Regions from separate parts of the Homo sapiens genome. Here region 2 is linked to region 1. Evidence: chromatin loops called from intact Hi-C (ENCODE). Cell type or tissue: B cell. All regions are shown on one strand. Each heading gives the region's core, and the rest is flanking DNA. Links, peaks and the distances in the headings are about the cores only. Region 1 overlaps PCGF5 (polycomb group ring finger 5). Region 2 holds the start of LOC124902480 (a long non-coding RNA gene).

Region 1 (8,000 bases), core at 1-8,000:
CCTCAAGGTGAGGCAGAGGTGAGAGCTTAGGGCCTTCTCAGGTCCTTCCTGAACATGCATACAACTCTACATATGCACGTGGCCCTCTAGATTTCAAGGAATATGTCACAGCCTTTTGAAGCTCCTAGGGACATCTCACTCTCCAGCTTTTCCATTTAAGCTTTTTGGTTAGTCTCTTGTTTGCTCCAAATGTTATCTATACCTCAGGCAGTTGTAAAGTTGAAACATTTGCCTGTAATTGTTTTTGACAAATGCCCCTTTCCCCCACCCACAGAGAAGGCTTTTTCCATGGGGGCAAGCTCCAAGTCAAGTCGAATACTGACAATCTTGTAAGTGGGGTCTCCGAGGAAACAACCAGACAAGTCAAATAATGACCATTCTTTGGCAATGAGGCTTTGAAAAAGCTCTACCTCTGTTCTTTCCCTTTGGTCCCTGAGAGGCTGCAATGGGAAAGCAGGCTGTTATTTTCAAGGCTACTGCAGAATTTGAGCAGGGGCTGGAACTAAAGCAAGTTAAAATGCCACAAAGCTCACCCTTTATACTGATAGTTAGTCATCTTCTTGATAAAATGCTCTATATGCATCTATAAGCCTTTGTTTAATATCAGATCTCTGAAAAAGCTGACACTGAACATTTTTGCCAGTATTTTTATACTTTCATGGAAAAGTGAATTTTCAGAGATACTTACTCTACTCTTTTTATTGACATCCCACTCTTGACTTTGACTTCTGTATTATAAAAGCAGTAGATATTCTGTATAAACTATACATGCAACTACTGCCCCACCACATTTGTGAATCACATCCTACTGCAGAGGAATGAGATGGCTGAGAAGGCTATAAAGCAATACAGACATTGTGTCTCTGCCACTAAGGGATTTACAGTCTAGTATCAAGGACAACACACATATAAAAAAAAGATAGTATCAGTGCCTAGAACTCTTAGGCACATCCTTAATAGATAACAAACTAATCCCTAATTGACAGATAAATATAAGTACTACAGAATTTCAGAAAAGGGATTCACTAGGTTGGGAAAAGCGTCACAAAAAATAAAAATCTCTGGGTCTTGACAGAAGCATAGGATGGTGGAAGAGGAAAGAACACGCCAAAAAGGAAGGGTTGTTCAAAGTTTTAGAGGTCTTAAGTATTCATAACACAAGCTTTTATATAATCTAGATACAGATCTTTTGTCAGATATATGGTTTCCAACACACACACACACACACACACACACACGAGGTGGAGGGGAAGAGACAGAGAGAGAGAACGAACACATACATAAAGGAATAATCACTTGTTTTGAAAGGACGATTTACTAATGGGTTTAATGGGAGATAAACTTATTAAAAGAGGTGCTTGTTAGGGAAGGGCCTTGAATACTAATGTAAGGAGTTATGACTTAATTGTACAGGCCAAAAGGTGGCAAACTTTTGGCCTGTACAATGACCATGTCCTCAGGCCAAATCTGGCTGGCCATCAATTTCTGTAAGTAATGTTTTATTGAAACACAACCAAGCCCATTCATTTACTATTGTCTGTGCTGCTTTAGTGCTATAATGAATAAGTTGAGTAAATTGCAACAGAGACCATATGGCCTACAGAGCCTAAAATACTTACCATCTGACCCTGAGATTGGTCATGGCCCTCACTCTGGGCCTTACACACACTCAGGCAAGTGGCCCTAGCCCTGGATAACAAAAGAAAAATTAAGGGTACAGAAAACACTTAATAACTACTTAAAAAATGTAGATATAAGGGTGAGCAGCACTAAACTGGGGGAATTTTGCAGGACTTAGTGACTGGTTGAAAGAAAAGAGTAACAGATCAAAGATGACGCGAAGCTTTTGAACTTATTTGATTGGCTGAAAGACAGCAGTCATAACTAAAACTGCATGTTTGGACCAAAGTTAGATGAAAGTATAATGAATTAGACAACTTAGACAAGTCAAGTTTCCGGTGTTAGTGAAACTCTCAACTGGTCTATTTAAAAATAGAGACATAACACTTCAGCTTGGGAAACAAAGCAGGGCTGGAAATGAGGACTTAAAAGTCCTTTGCATAAAGAAGAGAACAACAGACATGAGGCCCTACTTGAAGGTGGAATGGTAGGGGGCGAGACAGGATTGAAAAACTACCTATTGACTATTATGCCTATTACCTGGGTGACAAAATAACCTTACGCCAAACCTGTGACACACAATTTACTTATGTAAGAAACCTGCACATGTCCTCCTGAACCTAAAATAAAAGTTAAAAAATCCTTTGCGTAGTTGAAGCCACACAGAAAATGGAGAAGATCTCCTAAAATAGATACAGAGAAAGTATTAGGACATACTTACATATATCAAGTAGAAGGCAAGAAGTAGAGGCAGTGGAGACAAAGCAGGAATGCCACAGGAAAAAAAGGAAGAATCAGGGTAGCTTAGTAAAAGTCATTTATAAACTAAGAATGAAGGTACAAGGATGAAGAAAAGTCCATAAAGGAAAAAGTGAATGGATAAAAGGTCAACTAGAATAGCAAAGTGTCAAAGATGTCAAAAAGGAGAACAACAAGCAGGGGTGGTTAATTTTTCAAATAAATTTCTAAAATTCAATCTTTTATACTTTCATATGAGAAATCATGCAGAGAAGTGGACTTTACGTTTGTTTATGAGAAGATATTCAGCCTTTCCATTGATTTAACTTTCAGTATGAGCTAACTCATGTATTGGAGAGCTAAAGGATGACCATGAACTCTATGAAAAAGAACTTCCCAAAAAGGGGGATGACTTTTGGGAAAGACCATAAGAAACAACTGAAAATACTGTAAGGATAAATAGGTACAGTGGTCATTTCTCTAAAGATAGATGCACTTTATTACATGCCCTGTCCAATAAATTCCCCTTAACAAAATCAATTACCTTAACTATTTGTATGTATAAGACCTAACCAAGTTCCTTGAGTGAAAGATGTTTTTTCTTACTACTTACATCTTCACTGTCTACTGTTCACATAGTGGATAAATATTCACTGAATTACTGTGCTCATATATGTTGTTATAAGATGCCAGGAAAACTTAATCTGAAGTGAAAAATTGTTTTTCACTTCCTAATAGGAAAATGCCATTAAACGTATTAGTAAAAAATTCAACCCACTAGCCTATAGATGTACACAGAGGAAGTAAAAGAAAATTAGAGACAATGAATATAGGCATTTGAATAAAACACAGAATACAGAGAGATAAACAATATTCTCAGTGGCTGACATTTGCTAGGATAAAGTGACAAAAATCTAACAGCTGAAGTAGTGAAGATTTGTAATAAAAATAAAAGCTGCTTGTAATAAAAAGGTAGAAAACATTATTAAAGTAACACCATTTAAAGACCAAAGAAAATCTATAAAAGCAGAGTGTTTTAAACTTCCTATAAAGATCCTCTAAGGAAAGATTCAATTAGCAGAGGCAGAGGAAAACAGTACCAGAAATGGAGATTCTATAGGAAATAACTGAGGGCCTTCAAGGAGTTTAAAAGTTCAGAGGCATTTTACAACATCTAATTTTACTTCAAAACTAATTGATTAAATTATTCACAAAATATGTTAGCTCTGACATGGAAATCTTGTTGAGTTGCAAATAAAAATAGAGAAATAAAGGATAAAATTAGAAGAGAATGAATAAAAGGGCTAGAACTACCAGTGACATGAAATTCTCTAAGTCTAAGTTGGTCACCACTCTAAAAAACAGAAACCATGCATATGAATTTCCAGCAAAGGTATAAAAGGAGAAACAGAGGTGTGATTCTGGGCATTAGCCACTAGATGGTGGCATTGGCCCAAGACAGTTCAGTTGTGGGAATAGTAACCATTTCTAAGCATAGGATTGTCAAAGAATGGCATTTTATTTAATTATGTTAATTAAAACTTTGAAAGCAAACATTTTGAAGCATTAGAAAATTTGTCAACAAATTATCAAGGGTTTACTATAAACTGATCATAAAAATACCATAGTACTTGTTCACTCACCTTTACTACATTGTCCCCTGATTGCCCATTATTTCGTAAACAATCTAGACAGATAGCAATTTGTGGGTCACTTCTGTGATAATCTTTATCATCTTCATTTTCATCACCTTCTTCATCTACTTTCGGTTTGTCAGCTTTTGAAGTATCATCTGTATAATTTAAACAAAACTAAGTTAGCTATAAATCAAAGTTGATTTTAAAGTTAAGCAATCATACATTGATAATCAAAACAAAAATCAACTTTAAAAAATTTCCTAACAGTTTTTGAAGAAGAACTTAGTATCTTTAAAATGTTCCAACCAACTCAGCAATGGAAATATTTTGTAAAAAAAAAAAAAAAAAATTGGAAACTTATTAACATAGCTTAAGATTTCTAGGCTCATTGGGACATCCAAATGAAAGATTCAGGACTAGCTGTATTTAGCCAAAAAAATGATTACAATTAGTAATTAGACTATGTTAGAAAGTGGACAGAATATATAAAAATACTTCCAAATTATTTATAGGTGTATATATAAATTATACTCGTTTATAAATAAGTATATATTCAAATTAAAACCAAATACTTTTCAAATGATAAAATTAAGTTCTCAAAATTTCAAATTACTATTCATAAAATCAGCCAGTGAAAAAAAACGAGTATAATGAATTAGCTTTTTAACATGTATATAGCTATTAATACATAACATGTTACAACTCCATTAAAGATATCTCAATGGCATACTTTATATTATATACAAATGTATTTCACCTATTACAAACCTGTAGCCTATAAATAATGCAGCTATATTTATCATTCATCTGTTGAGTAGTTCTAACTATATGTTGGATACACATCATACAAGGCCTGAGGGAACAATACTGAAACTAGAGCTATCATCCTCTCTCTCACAGTGGTCAGGGTATGGAATCAAATAAAGGCAAGCTAAAAAAAAAAAAAAAAGAAAAAACCAGACAAATACAGGATGTGAGAGGTAAAATGGACTATGCATGCACATATAAAAGAGACAATAAACCCAAACTTTGGGAGTGAAGCAGGGACGATTTCCAGATGAGATACCTCTAAGCTAACACTTGAAAAAATCAGCCAGCTAAACATTACTTGTAGAAAAGCTTCCCTGCAAAGTGACTGGCCAGATCCTTTTTGATGACTGTAGTAAAAGCACTACAGGTATACCATAGAGCGGGGAGGTGGGTTCTCTTTTTTCTACATGTTTTCTTCTCCTTATTTATAGAGAATATACATAGATAGGAGTTGCCTTCTATGAACCAAACTCCTAGCTCCAACAAAAAATCTGAATTCTCCACCCAAGCTAAAGACCAAATACCAGAAATACTTTAAAATGGGAGAAACAATAGGAAAAGGGAGATAAAATTCACAAAGTAGGCTACAGCCCTTCACAAGTTAAACTGTGATACGTAGAACCATAGAGTAAACCTACCACGTAACTTCTGATGACAATCCCTCAGGCTCCTGTCCTCTTGAATAGGCAGTCAAAAACTGGAATATTTAATTAGCCTTATCTTATCTGTATTTTTACTAGAGCACTACTACTATAATTGGTTGTTATTGTTTAATTGCAGTGTACACGTGGGTAAAACAAGCCCTAGTTATTTTTTTGGCCAGGCTTAGCTTCTTTGCCATTTTTTTGTTGTTGTTGTTACAGATAAAAAATAGTCTCTTGTTACCTTATTCTAGCATCAAAACTATTCTCAAACTTCCCCTGCTCTAACAGCCTTGCACAGTTAAGTTGAACGAATAAAATGATAATCTCCATTTTACAGATTAAAAAAGGGAGATCTCATCCACCTTAATCATGTATAATTGACAATCCTATGATCTTATGGGAAAACCAAGATTGGGAGGCTGAACTTACAAGTGACCCTATAAGAACACACACACATTCTTGAATAACTTTAAATGATATTTAGGACATCCTAAATTAAATCTCATATTTAAAAAAATGGGAGCGATACTAGTTTCTTATAATTTTAATATCCCTTTGTGTAGATTTTATACATATATATATATATATATATATATATATATATATATATATATATATATACACTAAAAGCCTTTTATCTGCTCAGTAATGTTTGCCCCTTTGCTGAAATTATTATTAAAAATTACTAATTGCTGAGTCTTTTGGGACCCAGAGGAGAAATCTGGGTGATGGAGAAAATTCCCATAAGCACCCAGAAATACTTTCTAAATTTCCATGATGTATAAGTTTGTATCACCTGAGCTCTACTTATAAAAACTTCATTCCAGAATATCAGAGCATAGTAAAATCTCCTGATCTGGCTCTCAGCCACATCTCAGCTCCCTCTCCTTTAGAGGCAAACATACAAAATAAAACAAAAAACTCTTCACTGTTTAGTTGCAAGCTGTGGCTATTTCTTACTTCAGCTTCCTTTAGCTCCCTAGAAATTACCACTATAAACACCTAGCCAATCTTCTCTTTTATCTCCCTTTTCTCTTCCCAAAGTCCAATTTCCTCTATTTCCAATTACCCTCACTAAAGTGACTTCAGATTTACACTCATTTATATAAAATCTCATATAGAGAAAAAGGTTCGTAATGTAAATAAAAGGGTGCATGAATTTTGTGCAGGAAAAATGTGAGCCTGAAGAGACATATTAGTTCACCTAAACTATGAAAAGCTGACCAGTTTAAGAGGTGCTGTCAGAAACAGACATAAGAAAAAGTCACCTTGTCCATTTTCTTGAGGCTTATTTTTCTTCCAAAATTCAGATTCACGCTCAAGTTCTTCTAATTTAAAAGAAAGAGTATAAAAGTAAAAGTCATGAAATCTTTAATAGAAGTGTTGATTTCATAAAACACAAAAGTCTGCAAGAACCTAAAGAGCCACTTACGTTCTCGTAGTCCAGGGACCAGCTTAAATATAATTTCCTCTAATGTATTGTCCAACCTTCGAAAGGGGGGAGAAAGAAAATACTAACAATGAAGACACCAAGATCTGACATGTAAATAGTCTGAGATGTATAATCTTATACATGTTACAAAATACATACACAATTTTAGCACATCTACTATACCATACTCTTCTGTCCATGGAACACACTTATTTACAGCCTTCCCCAGTAGTAGACTGATAACAAAAATGGTCCCAGTCCCCAGCTCTCTCTATATCCAGACTCTTGAGCATGACTTTGAAACTCCTCCCTTGACTAAGGATGGAGTTTATTCCCCTGCCTTGGAAATACGGTCTGGCTTTAAAACTTGTTGAGGCCAGCAGAATGTGGCACAAGTGACTGCTTGGTTCTAAGCCTAAGCCTTAAGAGGCATCAAATGCTTTTGTCTCTATTTCTCTCTCTCAGAATCCTGCTACCATGAGAACAAGGCTGGAGGATGAGAGACCACGTAGAAGAGAGCCAAGCTGCCCTGCTAAGGCCATTTTAGACTAGTCCACAGACAGCCCATCCCCCAAGATCAGCACAGCAGATTACCCAATGCACAGCTAACTGCAGTTGCATGAGTGAGCCCAGCCAAGACCAGATGAACCACCCAGCTAACTCAGGGAACCAGGAGGAATAATAAATGCTTGCTTTTTCAAGCATCAATTTAGGGGTTGTCTGTTATGCAGCAACAGCTGATATGCCCATTCTCAAAATCTCTACCACAGCTCTGGCTCTTTCCTCTAAAGGAAATAATCTCCATTCCTCTCTTCTGAGAAATTTAGACCACTTTATTGTTCTACCTTCTGAAATGAAAACTTTAAATGTTTATCTTGACATTTTTCTCATTTTCTTTCCTGCCATATAACTCATCTTTTTCATGGCCTTTTGTCTTCAATCCCATTCTCTTGCCCCCACAACACCCCCTTCCTGCCTCATCTCCTTCATCCTGCTCAACAACATTACTCTTCTACAAGACTACAAACACATAGAGGTTTCTCACATCTTAAAAAAAACCCCAAAACCTTTCTCAACTCATTAACTCTTTTCAAACTATTATTCTGTTTCTCAATCTTT
Region 2 (10,500 bases), core at 1,074-9,073, 50 kb after region 1:
TGGCTGACATGTTGAAGAGTCTTATTTATAACATCTAGTGCTTGTTTTCACAGAAGTCACCATCCTTTCCAAATGTTACATCTGTACCTACCTTTCCATTCTCCTTTAATCAAACCTGCTTTTTCTCCGAGTTCTGCTGTTCAGCTCCTTGACGGCAGGAGCTACCCTGTTCATTCTTTCATTCCTAGTGGCAAGCACAGACTTTGGCACATAGTAGTTCTCCGATAAATATTTGTGGCACTATTTTATAAATAAAAGATTAAAAAGCCAATTTATTGTTAGGCTGTTGCCAAAATTTGCCCAAATGTTGGTATACCATGTCTTTTAGTTTTTTTGTTTGTTTTTTGACAGAGTCGCGGTCCGTCACCCAGGTCGGAGTGCAGTGGTGTGATCTCAGCTCACTGAAACCTGTGCCTCCCGGGTTCAAGCAATTCTCCCACCTCAGCCTCCCGTGTTCAAGCAATTCTCCCACCTCAGCCTCCCAAGTAGCTGGGATTACAAGCATCCACCACCGTGCCTGGCTACTTTTTGTATTTTTAGCAGAGATAGGGTTTTGCCATGTTGGCCAGGCTGGTCTCAAACTCCTGACCAACAAATGACCACAAGTGATCCACCTGCCTCGGCCTCCCAAAGTGCTGGAATTACAGGGGTGAGCCACCACGCCCAGCCTCAGTTTTATTAACTGTAAATATACTGTCAATGATTCTGATGTGGTCCGATGCAGGGCAAGGAATCTGGCATAAAGTAGAAACTCTCTAGGTGTTTGATGGATAGAGGAATAGTTCAATGGACAAACACAGATTAGATAGGACTTGTGTGGCCTGGCCTGAGAAACTCATCATTTATAATGTTTACAACATTGTTTCTTCAGGAAAAATGTACTTTGAGCTTGGCTCAGTTTATGAATGAACGCTGGAATATACCCTTGTCACTTAAAATACTAATATCTAGGTCTATGGGTGTGTTTTTATTCACAGATTATCTGTGAAGGATTTAGAGTGCCACGTCTGACCTGGGGAAGGGTGGAAGATAATTTGCTCCATGTTAGCTGGGCCGTGTGTGTGTGTGTGTGTGTCCAGTCATTTAGAAACCCAGAAAAAAGAAAAATCGTTCCATAATAGCCTTTCAAAATATTTGGGAACAATTGCGCTCAAGGCTGGATGACAGGGAAAATCAAAGAAATGAAGATTTTGCCCAACTTAGTGACTCTAGTGAGAGAGATAAATATATTTTATGCATTTAAAATAACTGTATTTACATATCTAATCTCACTGGACCATAAGAATTAGCAACCTAAACTGTGTTACATATAACTTAGTTTACTCATAAAATTTTAAAAAATTGTTTATGTAGATAAAAATTACAAATTTGCTAGATAGTTTACAGATATATTTCAATTTAAATATAGCTATGTATTCCAAATTTTAAGAAACATTATTTCTGGTATTTTATGAGAAAGAAGTTAAAACTTGAACATCAAGGAAATCTTTCACCATTGTGCCCAGATAAAGGCATTTATTACATTTCTTGATCTTGGTGACCTACACAGAATCAAAACAATACCCAAAGTACTCATTTTCACAAAAGACAGTGAGGCAGTGAAAGGAGGAAGAAATCTGAAGAAGAGAGAGAAAAAGGGCAGGACGTGGCAATAATGAGTTGGCAGTGGGGAACTTTTGTTATGTACAACTATTTTTATCCTCAGAGCTCTCCTTCTTTGCATTTTCTGGGTTCTCATGTTTATCATCTTCCAAGACTTGAGAACCAAACATTTGTCTGGAAAGGAATGGCTCTACCATTTCATATCCACTTATTCTGTGTTTTAGTAACTTCCAAACAGGCTGTTTGTGAAAATGTGCCTGGAACACAATAGTAAATAAAATAGACCTGGCCTGGTCATCATAGAGTCTGCATTCTAGAAGAATTAAATTAATATCTATGAAGTAAATATTAGTTAAAAGTATATAAGACAGTTACTTGAGTGCAATCATCTAACAAAAGGAGGAAAGACTAATGTAAGGGTTTTTTTTTAAATGAAAACCTTAATTCAGATTAAGGTTTAATTAAAACCTAATCCAATAAGTTCAATTTATTATCCAATGCTGGAATCCCATCTAAGACATCCCTAACAGCCCTCTTCCCTATTGCAAAGCTTGTCAGAATATTTTATGAGGAGTAAAGAGTAGACATAAACTTATGCAAATTAAACATTATATTCATAATTCTAAAAGTTTAATCTTTATAAAAGCAAATCACTATTCAAAAACATGTTCTCTAAATGTTATCACTACCTTATCTGTAGTTCTGGTTACAGATATTAGAACATTTTTATGATTTTGTGGTGTCATGCTTCACAAACTCAACAATAAACATCAAATAGTTGTACAATCACTTATGAAAACTGCATAAAAGTGTTAAATTAGCTTACACTGACATAACGCTCATTTCAGAAATGTGGGCCTGACTGAAATCATTAGGTTCACAAAAATTAAACAGCCTAAAACAATCAGGTTTAAAACTTTTAAATATATACACTTGTTTTTGTTGTTGACAAATTTCCTATATTAAAAGAATAAAGGATCTATAAAATTTATTTCAATTTCAAATTTACAATGGAAATGAAAAATGTTAAGAGAACGGAGAAAACAATAGGAAAGAAAATTTCCATTAATATAGGTAATTGGTTTATCAGGATGTAGTTTTCAAGAAATTAAAAACATGAGTCTTGTACAAATATATATTAAGCATATGTCAAAAATTTATTTTAACTCAGCAGGATGGCACATCTGGTTCAATGTAATACAGGAAAGACTGAAGTGTATACAGTCAATGAAATACAGAATACTGAAATAAGATTGCTAATTTAGAAATAAAACTAGTTACTATCCTATAGGGCAATAAAACTATAACCTTTGGGGTTATCTTCTTTATCAGACAGAAGTCATTTGCAGGGGATCAATCTACAAATTAACATCTAACTTCATAGAATCTGGATCCTAATAAAAAGTAAGTTAAACAAAGGAACACTTTCCTAGAGAATTACATGATCCTTGGCTGGTGTCTTAAGTGCTCCAAGAAAACGCTAAAAAGACATGCAATCATCCTGTGCCTTATTCCCAAATGTTGGATAATTTTCCTAAACATTTTAATATGCAACAAAACCTTGGCTATACAAAGCCCTGCTGAATGGGTTAGTCTTGATAGTGGCATGCTCTAGAGACCTAAATTAGCCCTTAAAATGCTTAGTACCAAGGGGTTTGCTGGTAGATTGTGGCTGAACACTTCCCCTGCCCCTACCTCCATCAAGGCTGCAAAGTCACCATTTTTGTTTGTTTGCTTTCTTGCTTTTTTAAATCATGTTTGGCCTGTATTCTGCATCAGAAAATTTGCTGCTTACCCTGTATTGTTTTTAGTCATTTTCACAAACACATTTCTTTACTGTTTTTCTTCCTTTGAAAATATCCCCTCATCTGAACATTAATCATGTCAACCTTTTAAGCAAAGAATGATCTAACTCCTTCAACATAAATACATCTAAAAGTTGAGTCACAGTTTGATAGTAAGCATATTATATAGCATAAATGGCCAATCTTTTCGCCTAACTACCCCTTGCCCCAACATTAAGAAGCACATTGAAAATAACTTACTATTTAAGATCAATAATTAGTTAATAACCTCTATTTACTGAAACCAATTAAGTACAAGAAGGAAGTTTTCAAGGCTTCTAAGGAGTCAAATATAGTAACAACTTCTGGCTGTATATTATATTACAGTATCCCTCATTTAGACTCTTAATAATTAACAGTAACGATGACTACTATGCAATGACTACTCACTATGTGCCAAATACTGTGCTAAGAGCTTACAAATTTATCCTATTTAATCCTCACAACAATCCTGTTAACTACTTTGTATTATTTGCCTCATTTTTCAGAAGAATAAACTGAATCACAGGGAATTAAATTAACTCTCTCAAGGTCACAATGGTGGGTTTTACTGAAATCATTAGGTTCACAAAAATTAATCAGCTTAAAACAATCAGATCACAACGGTGGTGGATTCAAATCCAGGTTATTTTGCTTCAGAGTCTATAGGCTTAACCACCATACTACATCAAAAAAGACAGAAGAACCATAAAAACAGATACATCGACCATCATCATCATAGCACTTATACAGCACATTTTATACGAAGGCATGGTTCTAAGCAGTGAACATATAAAAACTTATTTATTTCTCACAATAATCCTAGGGGGTGAGTACAATTATTCTTCTCAATTTGGGAAAGAAGAAATTGAGGCAAACAGTGGTTACACCTGGTCACAATGCTAATAAAATGCAAGGCTTGGATATAATCCTGGACAGTGTAGCTCCCAAGTCCAGGACCCTCCCTTGATGCCACCCTGCTTCTTCTAACAATTTCAAAAGCATAGTGCCAGTAAACAGTCCTAACACTTCAGAAACTCTGAGGTTGGAAATCACCACATTAAAGCACAGAACCTTAACTAAATGTTCATCACTATGATCAAAAGTCATCAAGAACAGATTAAAAGGTTTTCATTCAGCCTTGTTAAGAAGGCAAAAAAGTAACACACTTAAACAAAATTTCATCCAAGATGGGTTTCTTAAAAAAAAAAAAAAAAGGTTTTCTGGAAAATGAACTCAATACAGAACAAATGAGGTGTTACAGTAGTGTTAAAAAATCTTTCTGCAGACATTGTTTTTGTTCTTGCTGCCTTGGGGTTTCTCAGAATTCCCTCAGGGGCTGTGGGTGGAGGGAGGAGGGGAGAAGATAGTTCTCCACTCCACCTTCAAACACATAACTCTGTTTACGTATTTTTTTTACACATTGGGCTTCCTGGTAAGCTTTCACTTTGATGGGACCTAAGCTCCTGTTTATGATTTGAATGAGTTCCCCAAATTTCATGTGCTGATAACTTAATCTTCAAATTCATACGTTGATGGCATTTAGAGGTGGGGCTTTGGGAGGTAATTAAGATTAGTAATGTCACTGGGGGGACCATGATAGGACTAGTGGCTTTACATGAAGAGAGACCTGAGCTGACACACTCAGCCCCTCACCATGTGATGCCCAGCTCAGAAGGTTGCAGAGGGTCTCCACCGGCAAGAAGGCCCTCACCAGATACCTCACCCTTGGATGTCCCAGCCTCCAGATACGTAAGCAATACATTTCTTTCCTTTATAAATTGCCCAGTCTCAGGTATTCAGCTGTAGCAACAGAAAACAAACTAAGACAGCTCCCATGAAAATGTGGTCTAAGTGGGCAGCTCTTCTCACTTTTATAAAACTTTCCCCATCACCTCCCTGGTGTCTCAGGAGTTCCACTTCACACTATTTTTCCATTTGCCTCTTGAATCTTGTGCTTGCCCAAGCTCTGACCATTCTCCCACCTGACCCTCCCCCTTTCCACTTCCCTCTGTCAACAGTAATCACGAACACAGCTAATGTTATCAACCTCCTACACAGCAAGCTCTAGGTTAATATTTTTACATCAATTACTTCATTGAATGCTCTCAACACCCTTATGAATTGGGTTCTATAATTGGCCCCACCGTATACAGGAAGAAACCAAAGCTTAATTTGCCCACTGTCCAATGACCACAAAGTGATGAATATAGGATAAACTAGATTGCCCACTAGAAAGGCCCCCAACTCTTCACCAGTACACAATCCTGCCTCTCAGCCTCTGCCAATTATGTTCAAATCTCCCACTGAGACTGTGTTCAAGACTCAATATCTTAAAAACAAAACAAAACAAACAGCACCTTCCCTTCTGGCACAGTCCCTTATAGCAGCACCTCAACAATGACAAATGCAATGCACAGCTTTCAATGCAATCTCATCCATACCTGTTGATATTAATGCTTATAAAATCTTCTCTTCTTCTTTCAAACATATATGCGCACTTCCCAGAAAGGGGCTACATCCCCTGTTCTTTCTATACCCTCACTCTCTCTTAACTAGATTAGTTGAACAATTTTGGGCACCGAGTAGGAAGATATTAATAATCAGCATAAAGAACCCTGGTCAGTAGTCAGGATACCAGAGTTCTGGTTCAGTTTCAGGCAATCCCCTATAGCAGACACTGTCACTGTCTCCTCCTCCCTCTTATCTCCTCCACGCTCATCTCTACATGCTGAAGGCAGCCTTCTTGAACACCTGTGGCTTTTATTCTGGCTCTGGGAGCAGGCTGGGCCCTCTCCCACAGTGAGGCAAAAATGCAGGGAAGTTAGCATCTCCAGGAAACAGCCCTCAGTCAAGGAGGATGGATAGTTGATGGGCAAGTAACCCAATTTCCCTGTCCTTTGGGTAGGATAGCCTGAAGCGTGTAGACTAGTTCCTAGAGTTCCTTAAACGGATTGAGCTCCAGTTGCCCACAGCAGTAATTCTCTTGAAACTATACCCTTTATTGCTTTCTTTTTCCTCCCTGTCCCACTTCTCTACTTTCCTGTTGATATTTCTTGGGAGAACCTCTCAACTAAACCACTTACTCTCAAATTCTTGTCTTGGGGTCTGTTTCTGGGGAAACCACACTAAAATTTATTCTCCTTTGTTTATTTACTCCACTTCCCTATCTGTCAAACAAGAGGGTTGCATAAAGGATTTTTATGGCCTCTTTGGACTCTAACATCCTAGGATTTCAATGAACTCAATCAAATTTCAGTATTAAACTAAAACTAGCCTTGAATGTTACTTCTTAACTAAAATACTGCATCATATTTTGGAGCCGTGGCTGAATTTCACGTACATTAATGTGGAAGATGCTGGGAAGCAGAGATCAGATCCCTCTTCAGAGAAGCCTTTGGGCTGCACTTGATGGGGATGTTGTTGGCCTCTTGCAGGCATGTCCTCAGCTGCAAAGATCCTCCTTGCCCAAGGTCACTTTCCCAAGGATGCAAGGACTGAGGGATGCTGGAGTATAAAGGCCTGGCCATCTTGGCCCAAGTCAAGACAACTCAGAGGAGTCATTCTAGTTCCAGAGCTCCTGCCATGCTGGCTCTACAGCTCAACTCCTTTTCTGCCCCCCTTGCTGCCTTCCCACCCTTCAAAGGGCATTCCCTAATAAACATCCTGGATACAAAACTACACCTGGGAGTCAGCTTCCCAGGGAACCCAACCTGTGACAAGTACATTTTCTACTTGTTTATTATGTCATAAAATTCACAGACTCTGGAACTTTGCTTGTGGAAGCAGGGATGATCCCTTGAATGCTGTAAGACCCAGAAAGTGGTAGAGACACAGAAGAAAAAACTAGGCTTTTAATAAAATGGGAGAGACAGATACAAACCAGCATGTATGTGATGCAGTTTCAGTTTCTGAACAAAAACAATAAATACATAAAAGGTCAGCATGGCCAGTGAAACTGAAAGCTAAGAACTCAGATGAGGCAATCACAGAGGGTGATGAAAGAGAAGAACATCTGAGAGAGGAGGAGAACAAGAATGGCCTGGCAAGAAAAGGAAGAAGACTAATACGAAACACACTCAGCCAAAGACCATGGGGTAGAAATAACCCATCTGAAGAAGGGCTCTTCATTGCACAAAACTACATCCAATCCTTAAGAGGTACTGCCCCGTGGTATGACAAGGCCAAAACGTCATCCTGGCAATTGCTGCTAATTAAACTCAGGATTGATTCAATGCTACTGAATAGGCCAGGGAGATTCCCATGGTGCTGCCACTAATCAGGGCCTTTACAGAAAACTCCCAAGAAGATCGAAGGACAGAGACAAGCTTGAACTCTGCAGCCCGTAGGCAGGTCTGCCTTCTAGAGAGAAAGCCAGTGATGCTGCTTTGCCAATGGTCATGCTGAAATAGTGGTTTGGGGTGACCTCCAGGAGAGTAGGGGTACTAGGGGTAGGTAAGGAGGGTGACTGAAATTTAAAACAAGGTGTCAGCAAAGGCATTAGTGAGAAGATGGCATCTGGGTAAAGACCACAAAACAGGTAAGGAAGTTGGTCTTATAGTTATCAAAAGGATGAGTGACTACACAGAGAGAAAGGAAAGTGTCCTAAGCAGGAACGATGCTGATGTCCAAGGTTCCCCCAGCAAGGGGGCCAGTGTGGTTGAGAATGAGCAGATGGGACTGAGGTCAGGGAGACAGGATGGGTCTCGCAGGCTCTTCTGGGCCACTGTAAGGACTGTGGGTTCAATTTAGAGAGACGGAAATCCAAGGAAACATAATTACATAAAATGACGTGATCTGACACTTCTCTTCCCCTTCTCTGGGTTTACTTTTCTCCACAGTATTTCTCATTGCCTGAAAAGTAAAAATGTTATATATTTATCTCTACCCATTAGAATGTAAGCTCTGTGAGGGCACGTATTTTTTGTCTGTTTTGTTCACTGATGTGGATTCACTTCCCCAATGTCTGGCACTTAGTAGATAATCAATATTTATTGAATGAATGAAACATCTTGAGAACCAGGAGAACTCTTTCCTAAATGGCAAAATGAATCCAGACAAAGAAAATCTTGTTTCTATTTCCTTGGAACGTCTGTTTTTAAATAAGTGTTTTTAAATAAGTTCACAATGGAAAAGGGCACAGGTAAAATATAATTGAAATTTAATATAACAAAATGAAAGTGTACTGAAAATAGGAAGGAAAAAGGGGAATATGGTGGGAGAGGATGATGTCCAGTACCGGTTGACAGAGGAGTCAGTAAAGAAACCCATTTTCCCTCTGGAAGCAAGGCTCCCACGCACTCTCTACCACCATTAGCCCTTTCCCCAGTAAATTCAAAAGTTCTTTGTGAGCTCATACCAGTCATTTAACTTTGGTGAGTCCCCATTGCTTCACTGTACAAAAGGGCTACCTTACAAATCCCACTCATCAGGGGTTAGATAATATAATACACGGAGAACACTTAGCACAATGCCCGGACCACAGGAAGCCCTCATCCTCAATAAACATCAGCAGTTGTGATAACACTGCCCGTGGAGATTTTATTTTCCAAAGATATACGTCTGTGCAGCCATCCTCAGAAAATAATACATCACGGAGCAGTCACATAGAGAGAGGGACGTGCCCGAGGAGCCCAGGAGTCTCAGACTAGACCCAGGACATGACAGTCAGCTCGCGAGCCTTCAGATGATTTCCCCATACTTCGAGCCTCCCCTGCTGATGCCAAGCGGAATGGAGACAGGCTACGCTGCTGACCAGACTCCAAATTCCTGACTCACAGAAACTGTGAGAGATAAATGATTACTGTTGTTTGAAATCGTTAAGTTTTGGAGTAGTTTGTCACTCAGCTTTAGACAACCAGGACATGCCATTAACTGGCTCACTTGTCCACGTCTAATATAAAAACCACATCATGTTTTTTTTGTTGTTGTTGTTTAAAAAGAGATTTGAATGGTTCCACATCATGCACAGGATAAAAAGAATCTGGAGGCTCCTTGACAGACTGTGAGACTTGAGGTGGGGATTATATCTCGTCCACCAGTGAATTCCCAGTACTTCAGCAGTTCCTCATCTAGTAAGTGATTTCACTGGCTGGGATGAAACCAGATGACAGGGAAAGAGTAAACAAAGAAGATGAATTATGATAACCAGGTATTCAACAAGTATAGACAAGGCTCCTTCCATGCAGTGCTGGGGATACTATTGTCAAGCTGCCCTCATAGAGTCTGTGAGGGGGACCAACAAGAAATACACAAATAGCATTTGTCACCCTCTGAAATACGGAAAAACACATCAGTGTAATGGAAAGGAGCTGGGCAAGTGTGGGTCAGAGGTGGGGGATGGGGTGGGATATTTTGTCAAGGTAGTAAGGAAACTTTCTCTGAAGATACAACATTTCTGCTGAAACCTGCATGACTGTGAAGCCATGGAAAGATCTGGGAGAATAAAGGAACAAGAAGGCTTAGCAAGTGCAAAAGCCCTGGGGTGAGAAGGGACATAAAGCTCTGCTTTGTGCTTCAATGATACTGTGGGGCTTGGGTGTTTCAATGTGCATGCACAGGTTTCTTGCTTAGAAAGTCTAATATATAAACATTTGAACTTTGTAAACTGAAATTAGGGTCTGATTATGGTTTATTGGCCAAAATTTTAGGAGATACTTTTGTAATTAGCACATTTCTGCATTGGACATCTTTGCCTCACATCACTTCTCTTGGCACTGACATTCTAGCCCTTGCTGACAGAATGTCACTTCAGCTGCACTGTCACATGTGCTTTCTACTCTGGGCCTTCTCTGCCACCATGTGAAATATCTGTAGGAAACCAGTGAGCCATTCTGACAAATGTGCAGTCCCATGATAGACTTAACACCCCATGGGGCAACACTTGACCAGTAGGGGATGCGAGAAAGTGGACAAATAATGAATACCACCCACCCCAATTTTATCTAGTAGCCAATTTTAAGGCACATTCTTGGAGGGTGTCCTGTGGGAACAGGTCCCAGTTGCCCACAATAGTGACCAAGTTGATGAACAAACCTTGGATTGGGTTTCCTTTGTTCCCTATTAACTCTTACCA

What was found. Hi-C counts contacts between places; a loop is a spot of excess contacts. Peaks named below come from ENCODE experiments on the same cell type or tissue, not always from the same donor. Only the 100,000 strongest peaks of a DNase experiment are listed, where the experiment ranks them.
Region 2: it touches region 1 in a loop (2.7-fold over the local background); 3 of 110 quality-filtered maps call a loop at or near these places.

The regions. Positions count from the first base shown.
Region 1 is chr10:91,247,442-91,255,441 of GRCh38, reverse strand. PCGF5 (polycomb group ring finger 5) reads right to left here. Exons shown (of 10, transcript NM_032373.5): 4 at 6,882-6,937; 5 at 6,718-6,777; 6 at 4,002-4,150. Among named protein-coding and RNA genes, the nearest start is that of PCGF5, 31 kb to the right of the region's middle. RefSeq lists a silencer at 7,431-7,613. In B cell, for the core only: CTCF peaks have their summits at 3,590 and 3,790 (motif pointing right); a DNase peak (open chromatin) is centred at 3,801; H3K27ac peaks cover 1,972 bases.
Region 2 is chr10:91,195,866-91,206,365 of GRCh38, reverse strand. It overlaps LOC124902480 (a long non-coding RNA gene), which reads left to right and starts at 7,888. Exons shown (of 3, transcript XR_007062240.1): 1 at 7,888-7,965. It also overlaps a transcript of PCGF5 not described here. In B cell, for the core only: no CTCF peak of the experiment used is centred there; DNase peaks (open chromatin) are centred at 4,785 and 7,395; H3K4me3 peaks cover 2,582 bases; H3K27ac peaks cover 8,000 bases.